Regions from separate parts of the Mus musculus genome. Here region 1 is linked to region 2. Evidence: chromatin loops called from intact Hi-C (ENCODE). Cell type or tissue: left cerebral cortex. All regions are shown on one strand. Links, peaks and the distances in the headings refer to the core of each region. The heading gives the core; the rest is flanking DNA.

Region 1 (2,908 bases), core at 282-2,781, 140 kb after region 2:
ACAGGTGACTGGATGTTGTCACTGCACTGCCTATAAAGCCAGGGTCAGAGTTGACATATTTAGACACCTCCTACGTCCCTGAACCCACTCTACCTCATTCACCAAGCTTACCCCAGGATCTAAGAAGTTCTTAGTCTAACACGCTTGATAACATTAGCAACGCTGGTGGTACCTTGGCTTGGGATCATGACTGGCTCCAAATGGCCCTGTATCAAAGGGCTTTGAAGAACCCACCTTGCTCCTGACACACCTTGCTCCTGACAGACACAGGGGCATGCCAGAGCCTCACTCCTACCTGCCCTGAACCACTTTCCAACAGGAAAAGCTTTGAAACTAGCGTTTAAACACCAGCCATCAGAGGCCCATCAGCTGTGGACCTCAACCCCAAGGAAACATGGCGGAACAATGGCAGAACCAAGCTACCCTTGGCTCCTCAAGGGTCCCTCCCTGCCCAGATACACCCTCCCTAAGCCCCACCCTACAAGATGATCCTGGGTCACAGCACAGCAGGCAGTTCCAAATCACTCTTGTAGCCTGTACCCCCAATTCTCTAATGCCAGATCTACAGCCCTGGGGTCTCATAGCCAGAGGAACTAAACCCTGACAGGAGGAGGCTACTGTGGGGAGGGAATCTAATCACTTAGGAGCACCAAAACATAATAGGGAACAGGGCCTTCATGCCCTCTGCTAATGTCAGAAGGTCTGGGAGTTTGTGGCCAGGCAGAGGCCTGAGATCCAGGACCCAGTAAGGCTAAGAAGAACCAGGCAAGAACCCCACTCAGCAGGAACTGCTATAAACTGTCAAAGGCAGCTCAGGGCTCTCTGGGGAGCAGTCAGCAGGGAACCTATCTGACTGAGTCCCTGTCTGGTTCCCCTCCATCCCTTCTCTCCAGATAGCATCCAATGAGAAGCTGGTCACATAGGGACATCTCTCATGCCCTTTCTTCCTCATTCTTGTGTCTAAGAGGCCATCAAGTCCCTTGGACCACTTGTCCCAGGAACTTTCCCTATAGACATTCAACTTCCACCAAAAGGTCCAGAGCAGCTGTTCTCTGAGTTATGGATCATATCTTGCAGGCCAGAAATCTAGACAAGGCAGAGCTGGACAGCTCATTGCTACCCCACAGTGTAGGGGCCCCAGTTGGTGGGACCCCAAAACTGGCATCTAGAGTCATCTAATCTGTTGCTGTCAGTGAGGGCCTTAGTGAATCCCCTGGGTATGAGTATAAGGCCTTCCTGCAGCCTGGCTCTGTCCAGCCTGCAGCCACATGGGCACAACTCTCTTTCTTTGAGTGTCAAAGTGGAGTGTCCTGATTGACCCAGGGCGTAGCCTCTGACAATTATTGCTTCTGCAGCAGTTTGTCCTGAAGGAGCTGGCCCAAATCCGAGGGGAGCAGACATCAACACTGCATCTTATTAGGAAGTGTCAAAGACTGTGTGGACATATTTCTGAGCCACCCATCAGCTCAGAGGTGCCTCAGAGGTGCCATGCAGCCTTTGCCCTCCTGACTGCTTCCTCGGGTCAGCTACTTGTCTCCCAGAAGACTTGGTCCTAGCCCAAAGGCTGGAAAAACAAACTCATGTCGATCTGTCTTCCTCCAGCCCTGTCCTTCCATGCCATCCATCACCAATAGGGAGGTTCAGAGCATCAGCAAATTAAGAAGCTCTGGAACCCACAGCCACTTACCAAAGCAGGACATAAGCTTTAACCACGGGAGGGGCAGCATTGGTTACTGTTCCTATAGCGCCCTCTGCCTCCGCCCCAGCCACATTACATACAAAATCCTCCATGCCCTCCTGCTCATGCCCTGTGTAGGCTAGTTTCCTAGCCTGAAGTACTCCTTCTTCTTTCAAAGGAACCCTAGAAAACTCATGTTCACCCTTCAAAACCCAGCTGCCATGTCACAGCCTCTGTGGTGCCAGCCTCCTATCCACGTATGAGCACAACACAGGTGTGGGTCTTAATCTTGGTGGTGTGATGGAATCTTGGTCACTGTCCTAGCTAACCCCATCCTGGCTCTCTTTGGCTCGGTTGCTTGCCTCCTTCACCTGTCCTTTCCAGTCACCTTGGATTCCAGGAGCAAAAGGACTCGTTGCAAAGCACATCTGTAGCAGGCAACTGAAACAACACCAAGCAATGGGGAACCTGCAAGACAGACTCCTCCCAAACAGGGGCAATTGTCAAAGCAGGCAAGGCTGGGCTGTGGAGCAGAAGGCATTATCTCATGACAAGTGGAGAGCCCCAACCTCAGCCCCAAGCAGTGACAGACTTCTCCAGGCCACCTTGAGACACCAGAACCAAGCAGATCCCACCGGCCAGAAATGCTTAATTCTTTGGACCTCTTGCCTGCCTGGCTCTACAAATATCCAAGGTTCATTGTTGGGCCCTACTTGGCCTCTGTTTGGGCCTTGAAGACAAACCTGAGCCTAGTTTGATTTTCGAGAACAGTCATTCACCTCCACTTGAAAATGACTCAACATGGCATAGATGAAATTGCCTCTGCCTAGCCACCACTAATGTCTAAAATTTTCATAGGCCCTGTGAAGTCACCCCATATCCTTCATCATCTCACACCTCCCCATACGTCATCTCACCCCATACCCCTATCCCCACCTCCTTGCCCTGCCTATATAAGCAAATTGCTGCCACATTAAATCGAGTCCCTGCTTCGACAAGATTCCCAGCCCGGTGTGGTTCCTCTTGGGACACCACTCACCATCCCATTCAGACCCAGAGAGACCGGCTCTCCTCGCAGCTATCTGCCAACAAAGAGCCCACAGTTCATGTCAGGGATCAGTTGACCCCTTTAATATTTGTCCCCATGTGGCCACACTGAGTAAGCCTCCTTCCTCCCTGTTTCTGGCTGTTGTGATCTCTGTAATTGGCATATTGCCATAGGTAGAAGAG
Region 2 (2,908 bases), core at 100-2,599:
TCACAGTCTATGAATTTTACTTATGGTTTAATAATATTTATTTAGTTCCTCCCTATTCCAGCACTGATCTAGGTGTTAAGGTTTCAGCCACAAGTAAAACAGATTGAATCCTGACCTCAGAGAGCTGGAAGAAGGTGCTAAGTAAGCAAGGTGCATAAACACAGACATCTCTCCACATCCTCTAGCTCTTAATATGAGAGGACTCAAATACAGATTGAAAATATTTGAAAAGTACTGCATTTGTATTGAAACATGTGCAGACATTTCTTCTTGTCATCGTTCCCTAAACAATACAACATAAGTATTCACGTAACACTTACAGTATACTGGGCACTATAAGTAATGATTTGAATGATTTCAGATGTAGGGAAGGATATACATAGGTCATATGCTAGTAGTATAATGGAGCTGATGTAGAATGGGGTCTTAGAGACAATTCCTGGTGGATATCAAAGTATATTATAAAGTATGTCATGCTAAGACCAAGTCAATGAGGGGGACAATTAATCAGAGAATAGTAAATTGAAACAATGAGACCACAAAGATTGACAGGAGCGCACAGACAGAGTCCTCAAGAAGTGTAGCTCTGACAGGAAGCAGATGAGCAGAGTGTGGACGGAGCGGAAATGGAATCATAAGATGAGTTTTGGCCTATGAGGGGAAAGTACAGCCTGTTTGAATAGCTTTGGGTATCTGTTAACCCACAAAGGAAGAAAGCTTCAGTTCAGAGGAAGTCAAAAACTGCTAGAAGAAGATCTAGAAGTCAGTGAGAGAAGGTGGGATCTGGCATCACAGATTAGGTCTCATCGAGCTGCAGGGACCTGTCCACAGTGAGAGGAGAGATTGTGGGGGGAGGGGCAATAAGGGAGGGTGTGGGGCAATCTTAGGTGGCTTTGTGTTTTCACTGAAGTGGGTACAAGGAAATGGGATGGAAGTATTTGTAAAGACCAGAGAATAGGAGTGTGACCGAATTGTGGGACCATAGTCCAAAGCTCAAGGAGAAGCCATACAGTGCAGGCCTCCTCACAGGCCCAATAGATTACTGAATGCAAGAAACCAATAGGTGGGGAGGGAGGTTCAGATACCAGCTACAGCTTTGATTGAGGTAAATCTGCACTCAAGCATCTCACTTAAGAATCCCCATCTGTTATGAGGCCATGATTCATTTTTTTATTTACAAAGCATACCTGGGGCAGGGGGGGGGGGGAGTCCACCCAACAAACCCATTTTACAGATAGGATAAAAAAAAGACTCAATAAGGAGGAAGGCTTTCTTAGTAGACATATCTACAGCATGGTGAAGGGACCACTCCTGCAATTTCAAGCTATCAGTCCAGGCTCCCATCTTAGTTTTCTGTTTTACTACAGATGGTTTATGAGCCACCTGCCACGGGTGCTGAGAACTGACTCAGACTCTAAGAGCAGAATGTACATGCTCTCTACCACTGTGCATTCTTCCCAGCCCCCACCCTTGTTCTAGACGTTCTCACTAAGAGTCTCATTCATCCTCCCCAACTTTCAAGTGGAGCTGATGAATTAGCAGGGTTCAGCAATCTGACCCTTATCCTGACTGATCTGGAGACTTTCCGGAGGATGGAGAGAGCTTGCTCCTCAGGGTGGGCATCATGACCCCTTCCTTCCCACTGTCCTCCTCGTTCCTCCTCGTGCCCGAACTGTCTCCATGTGCAGCTGGGATCAGGCTGCTATTATCCCTGGGTTCCTAACTTGAAAAGTGGAACATCCCTCAAGCAGGCTTTTTTCTTTCTTTCTTTTTTTCTTTCTCTCTCTTTCCAGTGGGAACCCAGCTTGCATTTATAATTTGATCACCATTAGCACACCACTTTCAGAGCACTTTGGGGATTTTAAAGTGACTGCTCTAATTGCCCCCGGATCAGCCCCCTGAATACTTTTTTAAATGCTAATAGTCATATGTTCCACCGAGAATTTGAAAAAGAAAATGAAATCGTACTTTTATAAAAATTACTCACTGCTACCCTAAAAACACATTCCATTTGAGATTTCCTTTCAGTTCTGAAGACAAGGCTGAGAGGGCGTGGGAGTAGGCTGAGCCAGACCTGCTGCAGGAGAACACCACAGAGGCACGGTTTCCTAGGTGGCATGGGCTCCTGAGCAGCCCATTCAGGCTCCCCTTCAGATAACAGACTTGGCTCTGATCCACCCTTGATAAAATCAGCCCTTCAGTAAAGCTGCTTCAGGGGGCCTCTGTGGCTGGGGATACAGAAGGCAGATCTATTTTCCTCCATATCCCTCCCAGTCACTTTCATAAACAGCCCCAAGACACCACCAGCCCAGGAGGCTAAGGCTCCTTCCCACCTCAGCGCTTGGCTGGCAGAGACTGAAGCTGAGAGGAAGCCAGAAGCTGCCACTGTGCCCCAGTCCCTTCTGGGGCCAAGGCCATGTATTTGATAATTCAGCCCCTCCTTGGATGACTTAGTGGGAAGCTGAGCTGAGGAGGCTCTCAGTTTGGAGACAAGTCCATCTCTAAGCCAACATTCTGAAGCTCCCGGGCCAGATCCACTTTAATGAAGGGTGCGCGGACTAGACGGAGAACCGGCGTGAGGTGGCTCTTGCAGGGACCACTCCCACCCTGTCTCAGTAGCCCAGCTGTGACCCAAGCTGGGATTCCATCTCTCTGTATCCTTTTAATTTTCCATCAGCCACCACCCGACAATGGCCTGCCAGCAGGCACCCTGAGGGGTGACACAGAGCAGCTGGACTGTATTATTAAGATCAGAAGTTGGAAAATGATAACTCTCCCCTGGCCATTTTGTAAAAGAAGTAATTATGCAAGGAAACAGACTGTGAGAGCCAGCAGCACCTCACCCACCAGCTTTGCTTGATGAAGGGAGGCAAGGGAAGGGGGGGGGTAGGCAAGAGCTGGACAAGCC

The links. Hi-C counts contacts between places; a loop is a spot of excess contacts. Peaks named below come from ENCODE experiments on the same cell type or tissue, not always from the same donor. Only the 100,000 strongest peaks of a DNase experiment are listed, where the experiment ranks them.
Region 1: it touches region 2 in a loop (2.3-fold over the local background); 2 of 42 quality-filtered maps call a loop at or near these places.

What each region holds. Positions count from the first base shown.
Region 1 is chr7:132,473,527-132,476,434 of GRCm38, forward strand. No RefSeq gene overlaps it. Among named protein-coding and RNA genes, the nearest start is that of Gm35147, 9.2 kb to the left of the region's middle. In left cerebral cortex, for the core only: a CTCF peak has its summit at 1,753; a DNase peak (open chromatin) is centred at 1,751.
Region 2 is chr7:132,334,843-132,337,750 of GRCm38, forward strand. No RefSeq gene overlaps it. Among named protein-coding and RNA genes, the nearest start is that of Chst15, 19 kb to the left of the region's middle. In left cerebral cortex, for the core only: no CTCF peak of the experiment used is centred there; DNase peaks (open chromatin) are centred at 1,420 and 2,074; H3K27ac peaks cover 549 bases.